2 separate regions of the Homo sapiens genome follow, and region 1 is linked to region 2. A link is a loop called in an ENCODE intact Hi-C map of the cell type or tissue named here. Cell type or tissue: chondrocyte. All regions are shown on one strand. Each heading gives the region's core, and the rest is flanking DNA. Links, peaks and the distances in the headings are about the cores only.

Evidence for each region. A loop is a pair of places that touch in the nucleus more often than their neighbours do. Peaks named below come from ENCODE experiments on the same cell type or tissue, not always from the same donor. Only the 100,000 strongest peaks of a DNase experiment are listed, where the experiment ranks them.
Region 1: a loop joins it to region 2, with 2.8 times the contacts of the local background. A loop is called at or near these places in 4 of 110 quality-filtered maps.

The regions. Positions count from the first base shown.
Region 1 is chr5:131,791,996-131,801,286 of GRCh38, reverse strand. It overlaps FNIP1 (folliculin interacting protein 1), which reads left to right and starts at 4,270. Exons shown (of 18, transcript NM_133372.3): 1 at 4,270-4,457. The coding sequence starts at 4,366. RefSeq lists silencers at 4,067-4,326, 4,377-4,656. In chondrocyte, for the core only: a CTCF peak has its summit at 4,355; DNase peaks (open chromatin) are centred at 4,156 and 4,762.
Region 2 is chr5:132,058,187-132,067,769 of GRCh38, reverse strand. IL3 (interleukin 3) reads right to left here and starts at 7,115. Exons shown (of 5, transcript NM_000588.4): 1 at 6,902-7,115; 2 at 6,762-6,803; 3 at 5,369-5,458; 4 at 5,203-5,244; 5 at 4,566-5,101. The coding sequence starts at 7,063. The coding sequence ends at 4,979. LOC105379174 (a long non-coding RNA gene) reads left to right here and starts at 5,058. Exons shown (of 5, transcript XR_001742531.2): 1 at 5,058-5,130; 2 at 6,162-6,299. RefSeq lists an enhancer at 2,048-2,554 and an insulator at 2,792-3,790. In chondrocyte, for the core only: CTCF peaks have their summits at 2,215 (motif pointing left), 2,909 (motif pointing left), 3,918, 4,146 (motif pointing right) and 1 weaker place; DNase peaks (open chromatin) are centred at 1,729, 2,519, 7,089, 7,779 and 1 weaker place.

The DNA.
Region 1 (9,291 bases), core at 1-8,000, 270 kb after region 2:
CCATCACACTCAGTCTAACCTCCTTTCCATAATTTACAAGGTCCTACATAATCTGGCCCCTTGTACCTTTCTAACCATTTCAAACCATCTCCCATTCTCAGAGTATATTTTAGTTCTTCTGGCTTCCTTTCTCCTCTTCAAACAGGCCAAAACCATTTCTCTCTTAGAGGCTTTGTACTTTTTCTTCTCTTTGCCAGAATGTTCTTCACCACCTTCTTCCTATAGCTGGTTCCTTTTCATTCTTTACATCTTAGCTAAAATCACGCATCTTTGGATAGGCCTTCCCTGACCACCCTATCTAAATTTGGTCTCCATCAGTTGCTTGCTATCCATGCTTTCTTTCCTGGCTCCTAGCACACCTTGCAAACATCTTGTTTATTTTGTCTCTTCCCACAAAAAACTAAGTTTCTAAGAATAAGGACTCTCTTGTTCAGTACCATATTCCCAGTGCCTACAGTAGAGTCTGAGATGTTGGAGGGACTCAAGAAATGTTTGTTGAATAAATCACTGTTTATGTTTTCTGGTGCTTCAGAATACTGCCATTTCCTTATTATATAGCAATAAATGGTCAGTTGGTTTAGGAGTTTTTAAAAGTGGGGTAACTTGAGCCCATTTAATGTTTTTCGGGCAGGTCTACTTGATCATCTTGATTTTGAATGTCTTGTTCTGAGATGTCATCAATGAAATTATAATTTGTTTCATGATAATTCAGCATAATTGAGACTATACTTATTAGCATGATGGTTGAGGAAGATTTTAGTTTTATTGCCACCTTTTCCTATATGTAGTAACCAGGAAATGCCTATAGCAAAGAGTGCCTGTCTTTTATGCTATCAGGAGGGGAATCTTTGAAGCAGGTGGACAGAAATCTATAGACTGTTGGAGTTTTGAGGAGACTAAATCTTCCACCCTTGAGTGAGAGTGTAGTAGGCCTTATGTCTAATCTTTGTAACCCAGTAGTTCCACATTGATATAACGTAGCATGAATGAGTAGGTAATTATTTTCTTTCTCACATTTCCTCTTTGCTGACTCCTTAAACTTACAAAGGCTGCCTGTAAGACACCTCAGCTTCTCTGTGATAGGATGTAGTACTAAGTAAAAGGAAAAATAAAAGATAATATTCACTGATACTAAAATTGAAATATTTAAATTTTAATCTGAATAATTATGTATAGTTTTGTCCTCTTTTATTACAAACTTGTATCATTTCAGCGCTCTCTGATTCTGTGACTTTAGTATTACACTGCAATGTAGGAGAAATGTGATCAATAATAGGAAGTAAATCTAGTTTTTCTCTGTACCTTTCAAGACTAAATGAGACTACAGAAATAAAGCTATTACATGATTAGAGAATACTGAAAGTGTCTCTTATGCAAGCAGTTATATTCTTTTCCCTTACTATTAATATCTATAATTACCCATGAAGTAATTTTTTCCCAAGACGAAAGCACACAAGGTTATTGTATTTGGAAAGTTCCTTCTGAGGGGACCTGGAACTACTCTTTTCTGTGCCAGTCATGGACAGCCATTAGTCCTTAGTGTCTTTGGTCCCGTATAGACAGACTTTGGCCTGTTTCCACTTGTACTCATTTAGTGTAACTTAACTAGTGTAAAAACAAAACTTCCCAAATGATTGCCCCATTAATTGACTGATAGGATCTACACTTCTGTTTACTTTTTAAAAATTGCATTGACTTTATTTTTTTGTTTACAAAAACTTCATTTTTCATTCTACATTCAAATGTTTTGTGAGAAAAATATACACAGCTCATTTTACCCTGTTAGAAATCTTTCAGCATTTGATGCCAGAGGATTATCTGAAATGTCTAGGTGAAATAGTACTGCTGTTTTGATCCTGTATTGCCCAGTAGTTTCTGGACCTTGGGTAATACACAGAGCAACTGAATGATTTTCAACCTAAGCACCTCAAATGTTACCTCCTCAGACTTTGCTGACACCCTCATTTCATTGCTTATTTCTTACTAACTCCACAACATTAGTTACTATCTGAAATAACTTTATATACTTATTTACTGTCTCCTCACCTAGAAAGTTAGCTCTTTTGTACTTTGGATCCCCACTGCCTAGAACGTAAATGATTGTGGAAAGAATATGTTAATATCTTAATCATCAATAAATAGTGCAATAACTTTAAATACTTATTTACTGTCTCCTCACCTAGAAAGTTAGCTCTTTTTTACTTTGGATCCCCACTGCCTAGAACATAAATGATTGTGGAAAGAATATGTTACTATCTTAATCATCAATAAATAGTGCTTTAAAAAAGTCTTGGAACATTGAAACTCAGTATTTTGGTTGTTGACAAATTCTCAAAGAGATATAAATTCTGCCTATTACTTTTTCTTTTCTAAATATCTTCAGACCCTTATTTAGAGCATAAACTCTAGCTGCAAATCAGTGGGAGTTGGTAGCCACTTAAAGAAAATAAAATTTAATTTGTATACCTAATTAAATGAAATTCTCAAAAAGTATTTGTTTTTTGAGATAGGGCCCCCCTCTGTTGCCCAGGCTGAAGTACAAGTGGCACTCACTGCAGCGTTGACTTCCCACACTCAAGCTACCCTCCCACCTCAGCCACCCGAGTGGGACCACAGGTGTGCGCCGTGACCACACCTGGCTAATTTTTGTTTGTTTTTGAGACGGTGTCTCGCTCTTGTTGCCCGGGCTGGAGTGCAATGGCACAATCTCGGCTCACTGCAACCTCTGCCTCCTGGGTTCAAGCAATTCTCCTGTCCCAGCCTCCCAGGTAGTTGGGATTACAGGCATTCGCCGCCACCACGCCGGCTAATTTTTTGGAGACGGGGTTTCACCATGCTGGTCAGGCTGGTCTTGAACTCGTGACCTCAGGTGATCCACTCGCCTCGGCCTCCCAAAGTGCTGGGATAACAGGCGTGAGCCACAGCGCCCGGCCACACCTGGCTAATTAAAATTTTTTTTTTTTTTTTTTTTTTGTAGAGACAGGGTCTTACTGTTGCCCAAGCTGGTTTCGAACTACAGAGCTAAAGCGATCTGCCTGCCTCGGCCTTGCAGTGTTGCGATTACAGACGTGAGCTACCACGCCTGCCCAAAGTATTTTTATCCAGCCTTCCAACCATATACAAGTTATTTCCTAAATTTCTCTGAGGATTACATCCCATTGTACGAGCTTCCTCATCCTGGAGGGGGAGTGAGTGAATGGATGGGGTTGCTGAAAATTTATAAGATTAGTTTGATACAAACTCTGATATATTTTGGTTCCATGGGTTAAATAAGACTGTGAGGTCACATGTGAGCAATGTTTTTCTTTTTTTAGAAAGCGTTTCTTCCCTGTAACTTGACTAAAATTCCACAGTTCCTCCCGTCTTCATACCTAAACATTAAGATAGATTTATTAAAAATCTAAATAATTAGCGTAAAGGGTTAGATATCTGTACATATATGTCTTTAGGCTTCCTGACTTCGTTGGTTTCACCTGATTTTGTTGGTTAACAAGGAAACAGCCTAACTCCTGAGCCTCCAATCGCTAGCTCTTCCAAGAGACTAATTCCCGGTGTCAGGGTTCTAGGCGCTAGTACAAACTGCCCGCAGTGCCTGCTCGAGGTCGTCTTTGCGGGGAGCCATGGCTGTGGCAGGGGTCCCGGCAGTTTCCTTCACCAGTCCCTGTGAGCCAGCCCCCGCGCTGTCCAGATCCCAGACCTCTCGCGGGCCGGCGCAGCCTTCTAAGGGCGGTCCTGGGGTCCTGGGCTCAAAGTCCAGCCTTGGCCGCGGCCCCACGGGTACGCTTGTGGGCCTTCCGTGCTCCAGGAGCCGCCAGACTCTGCCCGGCGCGGAATGGAGGTGTGAAGCCGCAGAAGCTAGGGAGGGGCTGACAAGGAAGAGTCGGTTGCCCGTGGTTCCCTACGCAACTCTGTGGGTGCGGGGAGTCGAAGCCTTCTGCACTCCAAGGCTCCTGGCATCGTCCCCGCGCCACCCCGGCGTACCCTCTGATGGTCGCTGACAGCTTCACAGGGGAAGATCGAGACTGACCCTTCTCCCGCTACACATCCCTAGCCACCTTCCAGTCCTGTCCTCTCGGCTCACGCCCCGCCCCTGCCACGTGACGGGACCCGCCAGTGAGCCTATGGGAGGCAGCTCCGCCCCACGCCCCCACCTTGCCCCTTGCTCCGCGCGCCGCCACGTGATGCGGCCCCCCTCCAGCCAATGAGTGCCGGCCTTGCCTCGCGCCCCGCCCCGCGCGCCGTGGCCGTTTGAAGTGACTAATTTCTGTCATATGACTGAGGCGCCCATGGGGGTGGCGGGGCGGCTGTAGGAGCAGGGGCCTAGCAAGCGCCCAGCGGAGCGACCCCTGCCTGGCCGTGGCTAGCATGGCCCCTACGCTGTTCCAGAAGCTCTTCAGCAAGAGGACCGGGCTGGGCGCGCCCGGCCGCGACGCCCGGGACCCAGATTGCGGGTTCAGGTAGGGCGCTGTGGGGCGGGGGTCGCGGAGCCGATGGCCTTGTGGGCTCCGGGCTCCAGGGGTGTTGGGGCCTTCGGTGTTCCGACCCGAGCGGAAGCGCCGCGCCGAGAGCAGCATCTGGTCCTCGGTGGGGTGGAGCCGGCTGCGGGCTAGCGCCGAAGGGTTGGAGCGAGGTCCTACCTTTTATTTTACCCCACCCGCCTCGCCGTTGCCCCTTCCCCCTCCTCCCGTCGGTTTGTTTACGACCTGCCCCCAGCCACGCGCGACTCTGCTCCTCCGGACCTAGCACCGCGGCCTGAGACTTTGGGTCCACACGCCTTCCTGGCACCGAGTAGAGTTGGGCGCGGGCTGGATTGGACCTCAGCCGCCGTACTCCGGGCCGCGAAGTTCTCCCCTCCTCCCCGTGACCAGTTGTCCTCCGGGCGCTGCGTTCCAGCTCCGTTGGCGTTGTGGAGAGAGCGGCACGTTTGGCCAAGCTTCTGAGTTGAGAGAAGGCTGGAGGAGCGAGTAGGCAACGTGCCGTTCTTTCAGGTTTCTTGGACGCTAAAATTGGAGGTGTGCAGTAACCGGACCGAGCGACCTTAATGTTATCGAAGGAGAAATGTGAAACTTGAGTTTAGGGTTACTGCCGAAGGAAGACCAAATTGAATGAAATCTGGCCTTGGAATTGGCTGTAGATTCTTCCTCCTCGAATTGTTACTGAAAAGGAGTCTTAAAAATTGAAAATGTTAGTAGAGCATTTTGTAGTGTTACAGGCTTTGTTAATTTTTCATTGTAGTACCTGTTGCTGGCAGAGTAACTTTTCAGAATTGTAAGATTTGATATAAACCTGAATTCAAGGTAAAATTTAGTCGTTAAACTGCACCTGAGGAGATTATGTCCAAACAGCCTTTATACGTATTGCAGTGTGGAAACTTGCAAATATAACTAGGCTAAATGTCAAATGCCACACGTTTTAAACTTGGTAGGATAGCAAAGAGCCCAGTTGTACAACAATAGTAGAAACAAAAAAATAAAATAAAAATAAAAAAAGAGAATCTGTCAAATTTTGGAACAGGCGAAGTTGCCACACTGGTTTAAGAAATTTTGCTATTCTTAAAATTATTCACTCTCTCTTGCTAATGCAGGTCTCATCAGGAAAAATTCAGTAAATGCATATGGAATTGAAGAGGTTTTTCTACGTATCTGTCTTTTCCCCTGAAAAATAAATGTGTCATGCTCATCTGTCTCTCTTTAAACATTTCTTTAGTGTTTTTCCTTTGAAAAATGAAAGTGCAGGTTAGATAATACTACATTGAGCCATCTAGTAACTCAAGCGACAATAGGAAACAGGTTCCGATAGGATATTTAAAAGGTGGCATTTGAATAGACAACTGCTTTCTATTTCTGGACAAAGATTGACTTTGGGTACGTAGGTTTACAAGGCTCTCAAGTCACTCATATGAAAAAACATTTTCACGTCTGGTTTTCAAAAATGTAAAGTCTACTACATAGTTGCGTAATACTATTTTACAGTTACCAAAGAACTTTCTCATCAGTTATCTTATTTGATGTTTCACAGCAATCTTACGAGATAGAGCAAGTAGCAGTGCAGATAACTATATACTTTTGCCAGTGGAAGTAAGAATTATCTGTAAGCCCAATAACTGCAGTACATTATGGAATCTCTCACTTTAAAAATAAAACTTGTGCATGTGAGAAATGAAAACTGATGAAACAGAATAGGCATATCTGAAGGAAAAAAAACCATTCTGGTTAATGTCACATAGCTAATAACTTACAGATCTAATCAACCCAGGGTTTTTTAAAAACTATTTCATTGAGCTATAATTTATACACAATAAAGTATAAATACATTTTAAGCATACATCGTATACAGTTGTGTACCCACCACCCCCATGAAGTTTTAGAACACTTCCATCACCCAAAAAGTTCCCTCATGCTCTGTTGTAGCCTAACTCCTCCTCACCCGTGGCAGTCACTGATACTTTCTGTCATAGTCTTGTGTCTGTCTTGTTTGTTGCATTTATTAGTTCCTTTTTTTCTCACTCTGTCAACAGGCTGTAGTACAGTGGCGTGACCACGCTTAATACACTGTCAACCTCCTGGGCTCAAGGGATCCTCTCACCTTGGCCTCCCAAAGTTCTGGGCTTACAGGGATGAGCCACCACACCCAGCCAGTTCCTTCAATTTTATCACTGAATGGTATTCCATTGTATGGCTATACCATGATTTGTTTATTCAGCCACTAGTTGGAGGACATATTTTTTCCCCAGATTTGGGCTATTATGAATAATGCTGCTGTTAATGTTTGTGTATAAATCTTTATGTGGACATATATTTTCTTTTCTCTTGGATAGAAATCTAGGAGTGGGGTTGCAGAGTCATGTGCTAAATGTTGTGTTTAACTTTAAAAAAAAATTGTCAGACTTTTCCAAAATAGTTGTACCATTTTGTATTCTCAGTAGCAATGCATGAAGGTTACAGGTTCTTCACAATCTCTTCAATATTGATATTGTTATTTTTGTTCTTTTTTAATTAAAAATTTTTATTGTAAAAAAAATATGAAATTTACTTTTTTTTTTTTTTTTTTTTTTTTTAGATGGAGTCTCACTTGTTGCTCAGGCTAGAGTGCCATGATACAATCAAGGCTCATTGCAGCCTTGACCTCCTGGGCTCTAGTAATCCTCTCACCTCAGCCTCCTGAGTAGGCTCCTAAGTATCCTCCCACCTTGGCCTCCCAAAGTGCTGTAATTACAGGCATGAGCCACCATGCCTGGCCAAAATTTACTGTCTTAATCGTTTTTTTATTCTTTTGATTATAGCCATTCTAGTGGTATCTTGTGGTTTTAATTTGCATTTCCCGAAGATCATATTCAGCATCTTTTTATATAACCCAGGTTTTTGAGTAGACTAACATTTTGTTTTCATTCTAGTATACCATGCTTTCATTGCTGGAATCCTTTTTTGGGTGTTTTGTTTTGTTCTAGTCAGCCTAAATTGTTAAATCAGGCTTGGGTGTAGTTAGCCATTGGCAACTAACTGTAGCTCAGTCCCTAAGAGGCAGTTCCTAGAGTAACCAATATACAAAGCTCAGTAATTGTAAGCCACAGCAGGACTTTAGAATAGGAGAGACTTCCGATAAAGAAGCTTTAGGAACCTTTCTGTATTGTCTTTTATGGTTACCCCATTGGAAGAGATGGCCAGGAAATACCCCCTTCCCTTGTCTTCACTCTAAGGTCTCTTACCATATCGATTTCTATGTGCTTATCTAAGATTCTTGAGCTGGAGATGAGTTTGAAAAATATTATGGGGAGTGTATTTTTTCAGTCATTTATAGAATTGAGACAGTAATTTGTTTTCTCCATTTCAAGAATTTGGGAGAAAAGGCTGTTTCTAGTAGAAAATATTGCTTTATGTTCTCTCCATTTTCTTCCAGTGGAAGTAAAAAGTATAAGCCCAATAACTATAGTACATATAAAAGTGATTATTTTGGGCTGGGTTTGGTGGCTTATACTTGTAATCCCAGCACTTTGGGAGGCCCATGGCGGGAGGAGTGCTTGAGCCCAGGAGTTCAAGACCAGCCAGGGCAACATGGCAAAACCCCTGTCTCTACAAAAAATATAAAAAATTAGCCATGTGTGGCAGCATGCACCTGTAGTCCTAGCTACTCAGGATGCTGAGGTGGGAGGTTGCTTAGCCTGGGAGGTTAAGGCTGCAGTGATGAGCCATGATTGCGCCACTGCACTAGTCTAGCCTGGGCAACAGAGTGAAATCCTGTCTCAAAAAAAAAGATTGTTTTAAATAAAATTCCTGAAAACTAATTTGGCAAAGAAGGTTGTTTTGAAGTGAAATGTTTGTAGGGCATAATTAATGTTTTGTTAAATAATGTCTGGATTTTTGTTATACAGGTTGAGTATCCTTTACCTGAAATGCCTGGTTCTAGAAGTGTTTTGGATTGTGGAATTTTTTGGATTTTTGAATACTTGCATATGCATAATGTGTTTTTTCAGAGGTGGGACCTAAGTCTAAACATAAAATTCATTTTTATTTCATACATACCTTGTACACATAATAGCACATAATTTATACAGTACTTTTTAATGATTTTGTGCACAAAGTGTCGACTGCATTTTGACTCCTCACATGAAGTCAGATGTGAAGTTTTCCACTGTGGCGTCTTGTCAGTGATCAAAAAAATTTTGGACTAGAGATGCTCATCCTGTATCCCAAATATATGAACATTTATTCTGATTCTTTATATCAGGGATTCTTAAGGTACTCAGCCTTTTAACTGGTCTTTCTGTGATCACTCTTGCCTTTTTCCAAACTACCCTCAATATGTCACTTTTTAAAAAGTGCCAATTGTGGCTGGGCACGGTGGCTCATGCCTGTAATCCCAGCACTTTGGGAGGCCGAGGCAGGTGGATCACCTGAGGTCAGGAGTTCCAGACCAGCCTGGCCAATGTGGTGAAACCCCATCTCTACTAAAAATGCAAGAATCAGCTGGGTGTGGTGGCGGGCGCCTGTAATCCCAGCTACTCAGGAGGCTGAGGCAGGAGAATCGCTTGAACCCGGGAGGCGGAGGTTGCAGTGAGCTGAGATCGCGCCATTGCACTCCACCCTGGGCAACAAGAGTGAAACTCCGTCTCAAAAAAAAAAAAAAAAAGTGCCAGTTATCATCATGAACAGCAGACAAAATGAGACAAAATGATGTATAGAATTTAATATCTTCATAACAGGTTTATTTTAAGGATTCAGAGATAAGTCATGTAAAGAACTTAATGTGGTGCTTAGCACATGGCTTTCAGGAACCAGAAGTAGTTGTTACTGT
Region 2 (9,583 bases), core at 761-8,760:
GAGGCAGGGAAGGAGACCCCTGCTCTGCTGCTCGGCCTTCGCTCCGGCGCCCGCTGCCCTCCGTTGCCTCCCCACAGCTGTCCTCCCTCCCTGACACCCTGACTTGGCCCCTCAGGGCACACACATCATCCACACAGCCTGCTGTCCTTGCTGCCCGCTGATCTCCAGCACAGCCCACTTTCCCTCCAGGAAAGGGCTGAGTCTCCAAGTGCAGGCCCCAGGCAAGTCTCTGCCAAAGCAGGTCCCGGGAGCACCCTGGGTCAAGGGCTCATGAGTCTGAGGAGGAGGGAAGGAGGCCTCACACCAGAAGGATTCCATGGACCCCACAGGGCAGGGAGGGCTCATGGAAGGGAAAGGGAAGGGGTCACTCATGAGCCATGGCTGGAGGTAGAGTTGAGCTTGGGGTCTTTGGGGAGCCTGAGTGGGAGCTGGAGGAGGCCTTGACAACCAGCCATGGCAGGGGACAGCTGGGAGCCAGGGTCTCTCTCAGAAGTTCCTTAAGGCATGGGGACAGAGACAAAGAGGAGCACAGAGGACCACCTCCCTGGATCTAAGCCCCCAATGTGTGTGTTGGTTGTGGGGAGGGGGTGCCAGGTAGGAGGACAGGACAGATGGGCGTGTAGAGGCATTTACTGGGCAATATGAGAGTGGTCAGGTGAGAAGCATGGAGCTGAGGCGCTAAGGCTGCGCTGCTCACTGTGGGCCTGGAACCAGGAGGTTGTAGGGCAGAAGTTAACACGGGAGGCTTGGATCCAGTCAAGGGGAGACCCCAGGCACATCCAGGGTCAGACTTAAAAGAATTCCTGGGCCTCAGTGGGCATTAGTGAACCACTGTTGCTTAAGGATTCAGAGGCTCTGGACTCAAATAACCTTCATTTTTCTGCCTCAGTCTCTGTCTGTGTAATGGGGATAATCACAGCCTGGGTGCCTGGGTCATTGTGGGGATTCTTTGAGTCCCTTCTCAGTCCAGGAGGGCAGCAGCAACTTTGCTGACCCACCTCGTTGAGCTTGATCTGAGGCTTTCAAGGGGGAAAGTTGGGCCCCTAGCCCCCACCCCTGGTCCACACCACCTCTGCCTCCTCTCCCTCTCTCCCACCATGGGTCCCCCATCTTCCTGGGCCCAGGGATTCCCCTCTGCTGGACCAGCCCCTATTTCCTCCAGCACCTCTCTCCCTCTGCCCTTGCTCCTTCTTGTTGGTGTTAAACACACAGTGTCTGCCATGGCTCCATCCTGTCCTTCCGCCTCCCTCCACCCACCCCTCCTCAGGCCACAGTCGTCCAGTCTTACCGTCTCCACAGCGGCCAGTCTGGGCTGGGCTGGCCTGGGATCAGAGAGGGAGGAATGGGGAGAAGAGACTAGCTAAGACCCAGAGGTGCCTGGGGCCCAGGCTGGCTGGGCTCCAGGGGCAAAAGCAGTGACCCAGGGCACAGCCTTCACCTTGGACACTTGGCACCCAGCCACACTCTGGCCTCTCCACTGCTTAGTCTCTCCTGTGCCTCCGCTTACCTTGTCTTCTCGACCTCCATGCCCTCCTCCCCCAGGGCATCTGCCTCCTTCCTTCCCTGTGCTTTTCCCACCCTTCTCTGCTGGATGAACTTCTCTCTCAGGCCCCTTCTGTGCCACCCATGGGCAGTGCCTCCGATGAGGTCCACGCCCATCCGTCGGTCCTGTGCTGTCTGTAATGACCCCCACCGCACTGTGCTGGGCCAACTGCACAAGGCCAGGAGGCCTGAAAGGCCTGGCCCAGTGTCTCACCTATGCCCGCCCCAGCCTGGGGGAGCCGTGGAGGGTCCTCAGAGCAGTTGCTCCACTGAGTCAAATGGGGGCTTGAGTCCAGGGCAGGAGGAACAGAGCCCCTTCCTGGAGTGGGAGGATTCCTGTCAAGGGGTGAGGCTTGTTGTGCCTTCTGAGTTCTGCCCTCCTTAGGCACTTGCCTTTCTGTCAATTTTCCCTTTGTTCTATTTTTCTGCATTTCCAAGTTTTTCAGTAAAGAGTATATACGCTTTCCCATCTTCTCCTCCAATGAAAAACAATAGTTTTGTTTTTTTTTTTTGAGATGGAGTCTCGCTCCAACAATAGTTTTTAAGTGAAAAATAAAATTCCTGGCTGAGAGCTGTAATCCACCTTCCCCCTGAGCAGACACCTGGGATGTGGGAAGGCAGGAACTTGGGCCTTCTCTGGTGGTTCTGGGATTTATAATGGGGCGATGCTGCCCCCTGGCGCCATCTGGACACACAGACCTGGCCCAAAGGACAGGCTCCACATCCTAATGCCATCACAGTGGGGATTCAATTTTAACATACAAATTTGGAGGGAACATAAACCTTCTGTCAAAGCATGTAGAAATTCCCCCAGCCTGTCCAGGAACTGACTGCCACTTGGTTCTGGCCCCAGTCTGGCTTTAAGCTGCAGTCTATACTATTCCAGAAGGTCAGCGAGGAGCCCCCAGCGCATCTGAAAAGGTCCGCCCACTGCCCTCTCCAGCATGTCACCTCCGCGTGCCACCCTCCGCCAGCGACAGGTCCTGACGACTGGCCTCGTGCACCAGGTCTGTGTCTGATCCAGCCACTAACCCTGCCTCTTGCAGGCATCAGTCACTAACACAGGACCAGCAGAGGAGACAGCTGCTGACCCACTCTCCAGGGTGTGAAGAGGAGGTGGCAAGCAGCGACTCATCTGGGAACATGGGGCTGGGGCACAAATGCTGCCTCAGCCCAGGATGAAAACAGGACTAGCTGTCACGTGCGAGAGGGAGGGAAAGTGAGGGCTGGGGGGAGCTGGGTGTGCAGGAGACTTGGGAAACCCAGTCCAGAGTCAGACCTCTCACCCTACCCTCTCAGGCCTGGCTCCTCCAGGACCTCTGAAGTGCCCTGAGACCAGTGGCACACACCTCCCCCTAGTGGTCAATCCAGAAACTGCAGCAGCATCCTCTGTATCTCCTCCCAGGCTAAGTCCAACAACAGACATCCCCTGGTCCCCAGGCAATGCCCTCAGTGAGCCAGGCTGGGGAGAGGTGGGGGGAGGGGGAAAAGAGAGTTCTTCTGTGGGAACATAACGATTTTTTAGGGGGAAGAATTTAGGGAAATAGAGTTCTGAGCCTGTAGCAGATAAATCTTCCATCATCTCCAGTCCCATTCAAGCAGCCGGGCTGTTCCTTATTCATAACCTCAAGGGAGGGATGGATCAAGGTGGAAAACAGGAAAAAGGGGGACAGGACCCCTGCACCTGGTGTCAGCCTCTGACGCTTTTCTGGGACTTGAGAGGAATCAGAGAGGATGCTATTGCTGCTTACGTGGTGACAGAGGAAGGCCCCTCTGCCCCTCCTTCCACTGGCAGACTGAGTAGGGCCACAGGGTGGTGTGCAGGGGAGTTAGAGGGGGGCACTCAGGGCTAAAGGGCCAGGTGGTAGACTGAAGCCACACTCGGGATGTCCCAGCCTCCTGCCTTCTGCCTCCAGGCTGGTCTGCACCACCTCCGTGCCACAGTGGCTGTCCCTCCAGTGGGTCCCTGTGTACCCACCTATTTCGGAGGAGGGCCCCATCCTGGGATGGTGTGGACAGTCCAGAGGTGGGCAGAGTTTGAGTTGGTCCATGGAATAGGAACTCATCAAGCCAAGTAAGGGCATGCCAGACTGAGGTGACAATGTGGATAGAAGCTCCAGGGCATGAAGAGAGGCTTCATGGAAGGCTGTCTAGGAAGTCCCAGCACTCCTGTTGGCTGGAGCATTGATTAGGGTGGTAGCCATGGGGGAAACAGAAGCAACAGATGGAGGTGAGCCTTATACGTTGTCCTAAGGATATGGACAAGGTCCAGAAGACCCCGAGGACTGGGGGATTCAGTATAGATCCACATGGTCAGATTTGCATTTTCTAAAACTCCATCTGGCTCCCCAGTAGAGCACAGATCGTCAGGGTGTGGGTTCCAGGGCTGGCCGGGAGGCCTACAGGGTGGCTGCTAAATCATCAGGCAGGAGAGGCTGGGGGCTTAGGCAGGGGTGGAGACTCCAGGCTTGGAGGGTTTTAAAGGAATGGAATGAAGAATTGGGTGGCTTGTGTCAGCAGAACCTGCTGCCTTGAGGGGGTCAGGGGATGTTGATCCCTGATGTTGGCCCTGGGAGGAGCAGGGGCGGCGGCTGCAGTTTCTGGAAGGACCACTAGGGGGAGACATGCCACAGGATTAGCATGCTCCAGACCACAGGGACCTGAATTCAAGCCCCAGCTGGGCCACTATCAGCTTAGGCAGTTGCTCAACCAGGCCGAACTTCAGTTTCCCATGAAACGGAGAAAACATACTCTTGGTTGGGGTGAGGAATAAGTTAGATAGCATAGGTAAAATGCTCAGAACGGCTCCTGGTACCTGGTAGCAGTTCTGTGGATTTTCAAGATTGCTAGGGTTATCATCACCTTTCTGGAAATGGGGGTGGCAGGAGGGCAGTGTGAGAACAAGCTCACCCAGACAGCATCCACGTGGCAGGATCAAGCCACCCAGGATTTGTGGCACACCAGTCTCCCTTAAAATGGTCACTAAGTCCCAAGTCAAATTGAGACACTGGTAACAAAGCAGTTGTTCAGAGTCTAGTTTATTCTCACACATCCCTAGGAACCAGTTTAAAACTCGAGGTACAAATGAACATGCTCCCCACCCCACTCTGAGTTTTTTGCAGAAGCAGCAGGACATGGCTCCTCTGCTAAAATAAATACAGTTCACACTCCAGGCAATAAATAAATAAATACATACATACATAAATAAATAGTCTCAATGGGATAAAAATGAGAACACAACCGCACAAGGCCAAATGGGAGCTGCACATTTCAGAAATTAGATAATTAACAATTCATCTGATGCCGCAGGAAAAGGTGAAATGCTTCTGGTCCTGGAATGTGTGAGAGATGACCCAGAGGTTTCAGAAGTTCTGCTGTTTTTGATGTCCCGAGGCTCTGTGGTGAGAAGGCCCAGAGAACGAGCTGGACGTTGGACTCAAAAGATCGCGAGGCTCAAAGTCGTCTGTTGAGCCTGCGCATTCTCAAGGGTTTTCAGATAGAACGTCAGTTTCCTCCGGAATTCATTCCAGTCACCGTCCTTGATATGGATTGGATGTCGCTATAAAGAAACCAAGAAGGTGGCATTAGGTGAGTCCAGGCTGTAATGGTGATGACCAGCTGAGGAGCAAGCCATGACGGGCATCTTGGGGGACAGCTTACCGTGGGTGCGGCCGTGGCCAGGGGCAGACATGGCAGGAGATTCTGTGGAAAGAGACCAAAGCAGATGGTCAGAGATTCCCTTGGAAAGGGAGTGGGCCCTGCTCTCCTCCCCAGAGGCAGGGCAGGGCCAACACAGGGATCCCAAACCCTCAACAGCTTCACATACTTTAAGAATGCTCTCAATTGCTGATGCGTTCTGTAAACTCTTGACAGCCCTGTTGAATGCCTCCAGGTTTGGCCTTCGAAGGTTATTTTCCTAACGGGGCAGAGAATACACTTAAGGGGGAAAGGTTACAGAGTATCCCTCCCACAAGCAGGTGGAAGTCACCCCCACAGTTTCCCAAGCCCACTGTTGGGGACATCCTCGGGTTCCCTCCTAGTCCCGTTCTTGCCTCAGGTGGGTCCCTGCCCAAGGGCACAGGCCTAGAAGTGAGTGGCAGGCAGGACCTGGTTTCCTCAAGCCCCCAGTCTCTGGCTCCATTTGAGCTACATAAAGGGCCTAGGTGGGCTGGGCGCAGTGGCTCAAGCCTGTAATCCCAGCACTTTGGGAGGCCGAGGCAGGCAGATAACCTGAGGTCGAGTTCAAGACCAGCCTGACCAATATGGTGAAACCCCGTCTCTACTAAAAATACAAAAATGGGAGTGGTGGTGCATGCCTGTAATCCTAGCTACTTGGGAGGCTGAGACAGGAGAATTGCTTGAACTCAGGAGGCAGAGGTAGCAGTGAGCTGAGATCGTGCCACTGCACTCCAGCCTGGGCAACAGAGTGAGACTCTTGTCTCAAAAAAAAAAAAAAAAATGGGTGGGGAGGGGGTACCTAGGTGGATCTTTCTGCACTTGGGGGAAAAAATATCTCCAAAAAGAAGCTCTACAAAAGACAGGGGGTTTTCCAAGGGAAGTATTTGTAGCTCAGAGGCTGATAACAGTGTTCATGCCCTGACTGAATTAAAGTCTCCTAGAAATCAAGAAGAAAATCACAGAGACCCCAGCATGGAAATGGGTGCAGCATGTGAGCTGTGAGTGCCCCAAACACAGATGGCCCAGGAACTCAGCAAAGGCTTCCACTTCTTGTTTGACCCAAGAAATGTCATGCAAAGGTGAGACAGAACAACTGCAACCAACTGGAACCATGAAAAATAACTGTAAATGATAATGCCACAGCCAATGAGGGTGGAAAACACAAACTCAATTTTTTAAGGGAAAAAGAAGCTGGCACATCTGAGGGGGAAATTTCTGTCTGTCAGTCCAGAGTCTGCCCTACCAAACACTGACCTTAAGGCCCTTGGTATTCCTCACCTAGAACTGCCTTTTCATTTTCTAATTTAAAAGTCATTTTCATTATTATAGCCATGGCTGTGGCCATGTATTGAACTCTTAAGTGCCAGATGCTGGGCCAGAACATGCACATTGTGCCATTTGATTGTCATAACAATCCCACTGAGATAGGTGCTATTAACCCTATTTTACAGATGAAGAAAGCAAGGCTAGGTAAGATGGAATGACATGGCTGAAGTCACCCAGGCAGGAAGTGGATCGGGATCCACGGGCTGAGCTCTTACCATCAGAATGTCTTGGTCTTCCCCATTGAGGTTGTTGAAGTCCTGTGGGGGTGAAGGGAGAGAAAGGCCCATGAGGCCTTTTGGCCTTAGGCAGCCACCACCCCTCACTGCTGCAGGCCAGTCTTATCCAAGCTACTCACCAGCAAAGGCAAAGGTGGCTGCTTTAAGTGTGTTATAATTTCATCGATCATGTTAGAGCAGTTAACCCAGCTTGTCTTCAAGGGCGTTGTCTGGGTCATGGGAGCTTGGAGTCCGGGGCGGACCAGGAGTTGGAGCAGGAGCAGGACGGGCAGGCGGCTCATGTTTGGATCGGCAGGAGGCACTCTGTCTTGTTCTGGTCCTTCGTGGGGCTCTGAAGAGTTGGCAACAGCCTCCCGCCTTATATGTGCAGCAGCAAGGTGCCCACAACCCCGGGCAAGGCGGGGGGAGGTGGTGGTGTGGGGCAGGCGTCGGAAGGATCTTTATCTGACATGGAACCTCCATAGAAAACCACAGACGTAATTATTCATCCATGACTTTCTAGTACTCAAGATCAGTGAAACAAGAAAAAAGATTACTTAAACGGTATCACTTCATCTTGTCAAGGAGGATGAGAGATGGGAAGCATGGCAGCAGGTGAGAGGACCCCTGTGGCAGGAAGGGGAAGCCTGACTCAGCTCACTGAGGCCTCCTGCCCAGTGGGATCTCATCTGCCATCACCTGGACTACCCTGGCCCTCTGCTGCCCGCCCTGCTTGGTCCTGGTGGGTGGCCAGGAGGCCACTGGAACAGATGAGAGTTTGTCTGGTAGCCGGTCACGCTGCTAAACATCCACGTTCAGCCTCAGGCTCTGAGAAGCACATCTCTTGGTGCCGCTTCCCAATACAGAATTACTGGTGTTCCAGTCCCCAGTGGTTTGTCCCATGGGCTTCGGGCAGCTTCTCCTTGACACTTTGTTTCTGGTGGATGGCCGAGGGCGCTCAGGCCCCAGGTGGCCATTCTCTTACTGGTCTGCTAGCAGTGGCATGGCTGTTCCCTGCGTGTGGGACTCAGCCTCTGCAGGAGGCCCGGCTGCAGCCCCTGGCAGTCCCTCTGGTAGCACCGAGAGCTGAGCTCAGGTACCTGAGGACACTGTCACTGGGAGCTGGGGGAGGGGCTGGCCTGGGAGGTTTAGGAGGCAGAATTGGCATGGTCTGAGGGGTGAGGTCAAGGGAGGAGAAAGGAGAGCAACTCCCTGGTTTCAGACTGGGCCTCAGGCTGCTGGGGCAGGGATTGGCAGGAGACAGTTGTATTGAGAGGTCTTGATCCCCGTCTGTGCTGAGCATGGATTTGCCAGGTGCAGGCCCAGTAGGCAAGGTTTGCAGAGAGGGGATGTGAGTGGGGACAGACCATGGGGAAATCCACAAGGGACCTGAGAAACTGCAGCCAGATAGGAAGCAGGAAACCCAGAAGGGCGGGGGTGGTTATCCCAGAGGGCAGCCCCTGAGAGAAGAGGGGTCCTCCTGATACGGGCCTGTCTTGGGGCCTGCCTGACCCACCCCATGGGGTAGGGGCTTTTGGTAAAGGGATGAGTGTGACAGGGGCATGTGGAAGACTTCTTCAAGATGACTGGCCCCGGGTGGGAGGGAGAGGAGAGCAGTAAGGAAAGGCCAGGGTCTGGGTCATGGTGCGGTGTGTTGTGATCAGTGTGGGGGATGCGGGATAGGAGGTTATGCTGAGGCAGCGGAATTTGGGTGCTTTGGGCTTCTGAGCATAAGCAGATCAGGTGAAGACAAGGACCAGGATGTGGCTGTGGGGAGGCAGGTGAAGAGGCTGTGACTCAAGGCCATGCTGTGAGGATGATTTCTGTAGCTGATATGCCCTCCTGGCTCAGCCCCAGGCTGGGCCCTGGACCAGGAAGAGCCCTAGGTTCTGGACCCGGAGTGGAGTCTGACAGGCACAACTCAACACACAGAGGGGAGCCTTAGCACCAGCTTGCGTACTCCGTAGGCACAATTCATTCAACAGACGTCTACAAAGCACTTGCTGTGAATAAAACAGACATGGTAACCTCCACTAGCAGCTCAGTCTTGTGAGGAGACAGATTTCCAGTCTTGCTACCCTTCCTGTGGTCCCAGACCTGCAGGTCAGCCCTGCCCGGGAGCTTGTTAGCGGTGTCAACCCTCAGGCCCCAGCCCAGACTTTCTGAATCAAAAATCGCATTTTGATAAGATCCTCAGTGATTCAGTGCATTTGAGGGGCTCTGATCTAACTACCTCAGCAATCTTAGCTCCGGTAGGGTCCCCTATTGCCCCACGGACCCAGAGTTTGTTCCTTGCATACTCAACTGTACCTTGGTGTTACTGTCTATGTAAACGTTTTGGGGACTTGTGCACAAATAATGTGATTCCTTACAGAGAAAAGCTGTATTTTTTTTAGTGTAAGTGGGCTTTTCTAGGGAATTTTAAAGTTCAATGAATTTAAAGCTGTGGAGACAAAACATTCCTGTATTTTTTTTTGTTTCTTTAAAAGTCAAGACTTTGTGTTGTAACCACACATGCACACAAAATCCTGAATAGTAGTATTGTAAATCTTGACATTTGTAGTGTTTTTCTCATTTTAAAAATGAATATATACCAGCCTGAGCAATTTGGCGAAACCTCATCTCTACAAAAAATACAAAAAATTAGCCAGGCGTGGTGGTGCACACCTGTGGTCCCAGCTACTTAGGAGGCTGATGTGGGAGGACCACCTGAGCCTGGGAGGTCAAGGCTGCAGTGAGTTGTGATTGTGCCACTGCACTCCAGCCTGGGCGTTGGAGTGAGACCATCTCTCCAAAAAAATTATATATATACACATAGTTTA